Regions from separate parts of the Homo sapiens genome. Here region 2 is linked to region 1. A link is an interaction called in ENCODE POLR2A ChIA-PET data of the cell type or tissue named here. Cell type or tissue: PC-9. All regions are shown on one strand. Links, peaks and the distances in the headings refer to the core of each region. The heading gives the core; the rest is flanking DNA.

Evidence for each region. Peaks named below come from ENCODE experiments on the same cell type or tissue, not always from the same donor. Only the 100,000 strongest peaks of a DNase experiment are listed, where the experiment ranks them.
Region 2: POLR2A ChIA-PET joins it to region 1 with 5 read pairs; 4 of 35 experiments call an interaction of 5 or more read pairs at or near these places.

Annotation. Positions count from the first base shown.
Region 1 is chr1:33,270,508-33,274,889 of GRCh38, reverse strand. ZNF362 (zinc finger protein 362) reads right to left here. Exons shown (of 9, transcript NM_152493.3): 2 at 4,278-4,382. The coding sequence starts at 4,315. Among named protein-coding and RNA genes, the nearest start is that of ZNF362, 16 kb to the right of the region's middle. In PC-9, for the core only: no CTCF peak of the experiment used is centred there; no DNase peak of the experiment used is centred there.
Region 2 is chr1:33,458,161-33,462,542 of GRCh38, reverse strand. No RefSeq gene overlaps it. Among named protein-coding and RNA genes, the nearest start is that of ZSCAN20, 12 kb to the left of the region's middle. RefSeq lists enhancers at 1,451-1,530, 1,651-1,700. In PC-9, for the core only: no CTCF peak of the experiment used is centred there; DNase peaks (open chromatin) are centred at 2,222 and 3,702; H3K27ac peaks cover 2,068 bases.

The DNA of each region.
Region 1 (4,382 bases), core at 209-4,208:
CTTGAAAGTAGGCACAAGAGGTATTATTATACCATTTTATCAGTGAAGAAACTGAGGCTCAGAGAGAGGGGAAGGAGGAGACCTGTCCAAGGCCACAAAGCGAAGGTGCCACAGTCAAAACTAGAAATCAGATTTGCTCAAGCTGGTTCCTCTGGGGAATTTGCTTTGCAAACCCTAGTCTTTGGAAGAGCAAATGCCCATATGCAAATGGCTCAATATCTATATGCAAATGTCCTTACCCCTCACTCCCAGCCTGAGGGCCAGTTTGGGTCAGAGCACCCTCCTCAGGTGGCTGGGGCAGCTCCTGCCCTCTATCAGCCCCCCTGCTCCTCCATCCACAGGCACCAAGATGCTCTTCCCTCTGCCCACCAATCCCTTACAGCCCAACACAAGAAGTACTTCCTGCCTGGAGTTCTCCCTGAATGCTCCAGACCCCTGGGACATATCCTTTCCCAGAACAAACTCGAAACAATAATTATGGTGAGGAGGCTGCAAGTTACCAAGTGCCTCTCTTGTGCCAGGCACAATGACACTGAAAGGCAGGTAGGTACTCTTATCATTCCCATTTTATAGCTCAGGAAACTGAATTCAGAGAGGTGGAGTGACTTGTTCAAGGTCACACAGCAAGTAAGCAGAGAGCTGAGATTCCCACTCTAATCTGCCTGACTCTGAAGTCCAGCTCATCAGTCCCTTACGTATTCAGGGGAATGACGCATCCTGACCACAGGCTTGTGAATAAACCCTACCTTAGGATGACACGGCTGCGACCCCACAGGTGAGCACCCGCTCACACAGCAGTCTCAGGACCTGTCCCAACCCTGCTACTGTCCACAGGGGGAAATGTGGAGGGGACCGAGATGTAAAGCCAGGGTAAGGAGGCTCCACGGCTGGGGGCAGGGAGCTTGAGAATTGGATACACCTGTCCTGTTCATCTGGGTATCCCCAGCACCCAGGCCCAGAGGTTATCAATAATGTGAGTTGCATAATGGAATGAATAAATGAAGTAATAATAATCAGAATGACTTTAAAGACAATCCCATACAATTATCTAGCACTGCTCACAGTTTACAAAGCTCTTCTGTGCCCACTGGCATTCTCATCAGAACCTCAGGAGGATGGCAAGCAAGGAAGAATTTTCACCCTGATTTCACGGAGGAAGAAACAAGGGCACCAGGAGGGAGGCACCTTGCTCAGGCCACATGCATGAGAAACAGGAAGCAGCACTGTGATGTGATGCTGGGTGCTAGCTCTCTAAGCCTCAGGTTTCCTCCTCTGTAAAATGGGGTGAAACAGGCTACCCTGCCTCACTCCTGCCCTGGCCCAGGACTCTGCCCACTGCACCTCGCTGCTTCTCAGACAGTTCTGGGAGATCCGTCTTTTCCTCCTCTTCAGTTCAGTTCAATGCCAAGTTCAGAGCCACTACCCTGATCAGGAGGCTATGGGAAGAGGGGGTCTTGCCCAGGGTACCACAGCTGGGATAGAACATCCTGCCACTTATCAGACCCCTGGTCAGGCAGGGGCCACCCTTCACCCTAGATGGGCCCCAGATCACTTAATCTGATCCACACCACCTTTGCCTGATTTCTCTGCATCATTTTCTGGCTGGTTCTAAGTAATTTAATGATTCAGTCAGTGACCCTAGTCCTGGTATCTACCTACTGTGTGACAGGCACAGGGAAGGCAGGGCAGGGGCCAAACATTTCCTGAGCTCTTCCTGCGTGTCAGACACACTGCTAGGTGCTCATCAACAGCATCTCATGTGAGACTCCCAACATGCCTTTGAGGTGGGTATCCCCTGTGCAGCCCTGGGACCTGTACAAGAGGGTGGGCCCTGGTGAGAGGTGAAGGGGTAAGACAGCCAGGGCCAGGCCAAGCCACTCAGACCTTGTCTAAGGGAGGGGCTTGAAGCCAGAAAGAGACATGGCCAGAAGTGTGTTCAGGACAGAGGGACAAGGCAGAAGGACATTCCTGGAAGAGGTCACAGCTTCAGCAAAGGTGTGGAGATGTGAAAGCACAAGGCAGGCTTGGGACAGTGAACAGCACCCAAAGACACCAAAGAGAGCTGCAGACCAGGGAGGTGGGGAGACACAGGGCACTGAATGCCATGCTAAGATGTTGGGTTGGAATGCTGGTGGTGAGAAGGTGGCAGGAAGCATGCTGGGCCAGGGGAGCAGTGAAGCAGAGGGGACTATCTGAGGACCTGGTGAGGGCAGGGGGTGGAGACAGAACAGCCACCCGGGGGTTGAGTGTGCATACCAGAATGGGCAGAGGAAACACGCTGGTGGCCAGGCCTCAAGCACGACAAAAGCCAAGACTCTCTACTGTGAGCCCCAAGACACAGGGCTGATCCTTACAGGGGAGCAAATGTCATTTTGTTTCTCTTATTCTAAAAGGTGAAAAACAGTGGATGGGCGGATGAACGAAACGCCCCTTCCAGAAAACGGCCTGCTGATGGCAGCTGGCCCATCTATCAATCTGTCCATCCATTCATATTGGACAAATCCTCTGGGCCAAACTGGGACCAGCGCTGGGGAACCTGAGCCAACTGGAAAGAACTCTGCCCTCCCCGAGCCCCAAGCTAAGTGAAGGAAGCAGACAAGTGAGCCATAAGCTTCTGCAAAGAACTCTCACCTATAAGGCCAACCACACACCACCGTGGCCTCCCTGAGGTCAAAGCTTATGGCCCACCTTCCAGTCCTGTCCTCCATGGCCTCCCTGCCACCTGGCCCCTTGGAGAAGGCCTGTGTACCATGACACCTGGCTCCTCACTTTCTCAGCCTCCTTTACAGTCCCTAGCCTCTCTTCCCCACCAATTCAGCTCCTCAGGACAGAGCGGGAGCCCCCTCTCTCCCACCAGCCTCAGTTCCCTGGGTGGCCCAACCACTTTAGAATCTAAATACCAGCCAAGCCCGAAGTCCCCACCTCCAGCCAGGCCTCTCCCTGACAGTCCCTTTGGCCGACTCCTGGGCTGCTCAGACTCTGCAGGCCTGAGCTGGACTTAGTCTTCCCCTATGCCATGCACCTGGTCTGGTCACCCCCAGCTCACAGCGGGACATCCCCATCTGCCCAGATGCTCCTGCAGACACACAGTGATCTACCGCACATCTGCCCAGATGCTCCTGCAGACACACAGTGATCTACCACACATCTGCCCAGATGCTCCTGCAGACACAAAGTGATCTACCACACTCGCCCTCCCTCCCCACTCACCTCACACCCATCTCAGCCATGTCCTCAGGATTCCAGTTCCAAAATCTCTCTCAAGCCCACCCACTCTTCTCCAACAGTCCCAGCCACTGTCGCCTCACCAGGACTGTGGAACAGCCCGCTCTGTTTGCAGCCCAACATACCCGGGTTCCAATCTTTACTCCAACTCACCAGCTGTGTGATCTTGGGCAAGGCACTTGCTCCTGCCCCCCATGTAAGGGATTAGCAGCCCAGAGCCAGGGACCTGACCCAGCCTGGAGAGGATCAGGGAGGACTTCCCAGGGGAGGTGATGCCTGCCTTGGGTCTTAAAGGATGAGTGGGAGTTAGCCAGGCAGAGAAGAAGTGGGAGCATTCCCAGCAGAAGCAACAGCTTGAGCAAAGGCCCCCCAGGCGAGGAGCCCAACAGTGTGAGGGGAGCCACGAGCGTTCGGTGTTGCCTGGCAGATGGGAGATGAGGCTGGAGCCAGCAGCTGGGGCCAGACCTTAAAGGCTGCTCCCTGACTCCTAGGCCTGAAGGCTAGACTTGAAGCAGTGGGTGATGGGACAGAATCTGTGGTTGAGAAAGGCCCCTCTGAGTGCCCAATGTAGAGGGGACTAGAAAGGACAGGAGAAGAGGCAGTGGGAGGCCCCTGGGGAGCAGAGCAGAGAGGCAGGGGCTGCGCCTGGGCCAGGGAGGAGAGCGGCCAAAGAGGCCTGAAGCTGGAGGCCAAGGAAGCATGCAAGGTGACCCCCACAGTGGAGCCCAGGAGGCCCACTGCATACCAATGCTGACAAACACAGCCACAGGAACATGCGGACAGACAGCACCAAACCCAGACACAAATGACAGATACAGACCTGTGGCCCCAAATGTGGACTGATGGGGACCCAGCAGCTGCCGTGAGGAGGAACCCACAGCCACCACGACACAGGAGGCCGCTACAGGAGGGTAAGCACACACCTCCCCCAGGGCAGACCCAGAGGGTAGCAGCGGGGGCACTCAGGGAAGGTGGGACGAACACAATGCTTTAATCCCCCAAAGAACAAACCCTCATTGACAGAGTGCAACCTGGAATCACAGGCTCCTTACCTAGAGTGTCCTTTCCCACTTGGTGAACTTCTACTCATCCTTCAAGACCCAGCTCAAGTGTTCCCTCTTCTACGGAGCTTTCCCTGAACCCCCAGCCAGTCACTT
Region 2 (4,382 bases), core at 258-4,257, 190 kb before region 1:
AAATAAAGAGAAGAAACTGTTCATCCACAGCTCCACCACCAATTCAAATGGTTTTCATGGGCCTGAGTTCACTTCAGTCCTTGTCCCACCACTAAATATTTTTCATAAAACTATCATTTTTTGCACCTTCCTATGTGCCAGACAGCTTGATAAGCACTTTTTTTTTCTTTTTTTCTTTTTTTTTTTTTTTTTTTTGAGATGGAGTCTCTCTCTGTCACCCAGGCTCTGGAGTGCAGTGGCATGATCTCAGGTCACTGCAAGTTCCACCTCCCGGGTTCACACCATTCTGCCTCAGCCTCCCAAGTAGCTGGGACTACAGGCGCCCACCACCATACCTGGCTAATTTTTTTGTATTTTTAGTAGAGACGGGGTTTCACCTTGTTAGCCAGGATGGTCTTGATCTCCTGACCTCGTGATCTGCCTGCCTCGGCCTCCCATGCACTTTTTTATGTATTTATTTTTATTTTGAAACGGAGTCTCACTCCGTTGCCCAGGCTGGAGTGCAGGGGTGAGATCTCGGCTCACTGCAGCCTCTGCCTCCCAGGTTCAAGCGATTCTCCTGCCTCAGCCTCCCGAGTAGCTGGGACTACAGGAGCCTGTCACCACACCTGGCTAATTTTTGTATTTTTTGGTAGAGATGGGGTTTCAACATGTTCAACATGTTGGCCAGGCTGGTCTCGAACTCTTGATCTCAAGTGATACACCCACTTGGCCTCCCAAAATGCTGGGATTACAGATGTGGGCCACCATGCCCAGCCTGATAAGCACTGTAAACAACATAACCAGAAATGTTTTATTTCCCAGAATTCCCTCTTTTGGCTACCCAGAATTCCTTTTACTAATAAAAATAACTAGCACTTGTTGAGAAGATACTGTCTGCCACCACTACGTTCTCTCCTAATCCTAACCACCCAGTTTTTGTGTGCGTGTTCCCCCTGACCCCAGTTCTCCAGATGAAGAACTGCAGCCCAGGGAAGACCAGTGACTGGCCAAAGTCCTTGAGACAGTTTCTTCCTCTGCAAAAAGTGAGAAAACCTCAGTTATGACTTCCCCATTTGGGCATCCAGGGGTTAGTTGGGGTTTGACTGCAAATTCCTTTGTTGTCATTGCCTTTGTGACTTTGGTGTTTTCAGATGTAATTCCCAAAGAGCCTTGAGGAAAGGGTGCCCTTGTTTCCTGTTATTCCAAACATCATGAGAATAGGCAGAGAGGTCTCAACAAGAGCTGTAGAACAAGGAGATATTTTTATTCATCCACAGAACAAATGGGAATGCAGCCAGGGGCAGCCGGGCAGAACTTTCAGAGATTTCCCTATATATAGACCTGCAGGGAGGCAGCAGCATCAGCCCTTTTGGGGAAGTGAAAGAGGCCAGGCTGAGAGTAACCCAATTACTCTATTGTCTGAGTTGGGGTTCCTTTTCTGTCCAGAAATAGAAATTCAGACTACCCAGGCAGAATTTGTTGGGAGGGTGTGTGGGTGTTCACGGAACCCTAAATCAGCTGGGCCTGGAGAAGGACTGAAGCCAGGGAGTGGAGCCATCAGCCAGGCCATAGTTTCACTGTCTCATCTCCGCTTCAACCTTCTCTTCTCTCCATAGAAGAGGAACAACAGGTTGAACTAAAGCCAAAAGCCAGCTGAGGTGGGTGCAGAAGCTCCTTTCCTTCCTGATCTAGTCCTACTCATCCCCCACCACCCATCACCCCCTAGACCTGCCTGACCTCCCTTCCCATGTTGATGCTCTCCCCACTCCCAGCCCCCTTGGGATCCACTGTGGGAGCTCAGAGGGAAGGAGAAGCCAGCTAGGAAATCTCTGTCCATGTGATTCCTGCTCTATCCTGTGAGCTTGCTGAGATGCTCTGCCTGGGAATGACGGGGTTCTCGACGGTCCTGGGAAGAGAAGCAAAATATTCTCTCACTCAAGGGAGCAGCAAAACACACCACTCTCCCATCCCCAAAAAGGGCTCGTAGGTTGGACTCTTAGGAGTCATCTGGTCCTGGTTTCTCAAGATCTTTTGTCCTTTTGGCCTGCAGACTTTATTATTTAGAGTCCCCTCTTTAGATCATGTGAACAAGGTCTGTTAGACATTCACTCTGTTCATTTATTCAGGCCACAGCTATTCTGAGCTGGGCACTTCTCAGGCAAAGGCGGCAGAGTGCCTGCTCCTGGTGGATGGGGATGACAAACCTGTAACAAGAGCAGTGACTCAGATGTCTTTTTGTTTCCTCTGCCAGCAAGCCACACTTCCTTTTAACAGGTAAGCAGCTACCATCTGAGCTCTTCACCTGCAAGACTTCAGGAAATCCTACCACGTTCTCATTCCCGAGGATCTCCAAGAATTCTTACAAGTTCCACCAATTCACTGTGGTGTCACTTGTCACCTCTGTCTGCCCCACTAGACCCTGGTCTGGTCTCTGGCAGAGCCTGCCTCTGGACCTTAACTCCCTCATCTGCTGCTTCTAATTCAACTTTGCCCAAACATAAGCATATTTCCAGGGAACACTAGGCTCCCTTCTCGCCTCTGCATTCTCTCCCTAGGTGATCTCATCCAGTCTCATGGCTTTTAAATACCATCTATTTGCCAATAACTTTCAAGTCACTGTCATCAGCACTGACTTTTCCCTGAGCTCCAGACTCATACCCAACTGCCTATTTGTCATCTTCACTTAGAGGTCAAACAAGCAATTCAAAGTTAACTTAGTCAAAGCAAACTCCTGATTTCCAGCCCTGCCGTGTCCATCCCAACCTGCTCCCCTCCAAGTGTCTCCGTATCAGGGGAAGTTTCAGCACACAGCATGACACCATCCACTTAGTTGCTCCATCCACAAACCTGAAACTCATTCCCGATTCCTCTCTTTGCTCATCCCCAGCAGCTAGCCCTGTTGTTGACACCACATCAGGACCTACCCTGAATCTGCCCACATCTGTCTATCTCCATGGCTAGGCTCCTAGGTCACAGGGCCATTAACTCTTGCCTGGATGATGGCAATGGTCTCTTGACTTGTCTCTCTGCTTTCATTCTTGCCCCCTGCAACCCATCCTCCACACAGAATCTCGAGTGAGTTTTTAAAAATATACCATGGCTGGGCGCAGTGGTTCATGCTGGTAATCCCAGCACTTTGGGAGGCCAAGGTGGGAAGATCACTTGAGGTCAGGAGTTTGAGACCAGCCTGGCCAACATGGTAAAACCCCATCTCTACTAAAAATACAAAAAAAAAAAAAATTAACCGGGTGTGCTGGCAGGCACCTGTAATCCTAGCTACTCAGGAGGCTGAGACACGAGAATTGTTTGAACCTGGGAGGCAGGGATTGAAGTGAGCCAAGATCGCACCATTGCACTCCAGCCTGGGAGACAAAGCGAGACTCTGTCTCAATAAATAAATAAATAAATAAATAAATAAATAAATAAATAAAAATATAAACCATATCACAGCACTCTCTTGCTTAAGCCCTTCAATGGCTTCCCATCACATTTATAATTTTTTTTTGTCTGACCTACAATGCCTTACCTGAGCTGGTTCTCACCCACCATTGAATACCAACCATGCAACTCCCCCCATCTCTCTCTCTCTCTTTCCCAACACACTTGGCCTTCTCTCTGCTGATCAGAAGGGCCACGCCCACCTCCACCTAAGGGCTTTTGCAGTAGCTGTTCTCTTTCCCTGGTAAGCTCTGCCCACCTGTGATGGGTTTTTGCTTTTGTATTCTGGAAGGTTTGTTGTTTGTAGATGTGTCTGTGTGTATGCATGCGTGTGTGTGTGTGTGTGTGTCTGTTTTTACTAACCATGAGTTAATGCTACAAGACTGATGGTTTTAAATATGAGTCACCACGTTAGGAACTTTTGCCTGAGACAAAACAATACTCCCAGGACATTGAGAGGCTCTGTTCTCCCACCCTATTTTCTTAGCAGATAGCATGACTTTGAACCTAAAACAAAATAAAACTCTTTGAAGTCTTTCCAACAATGAAAAGACATAATTTGGTAATAATAACAATAATATGAAAACAAAATAGAATTTAAGACAAATCATTAAGTGATTAAAGAGGATCATGTGGAAATAATAAAAGCTCTATTACTAGAGCCACAAAACACACACATCAAAGCTTTTAGAACTATAAGGAGAAGGTGACAGAAGCACAATTGTAGTTTTTATTTATTCACCCAACAATGTGCCAGGCACTGCGCTAGGTGGTGGGGAATAAGCAGTGAACAAAACATCTAAAATTCCTGAGACTGTGGAGCTTACTTTTAATGGGAGAAAACAGACAATTTTTAAAGTAAATATACAATATATTATATAATCATGAGTTATATGGTGAAAAATAAAGCAATGGGCCGGGCACGGTGGCTCACGCCTGTAATCCCAGCACTTTGGGAGGCT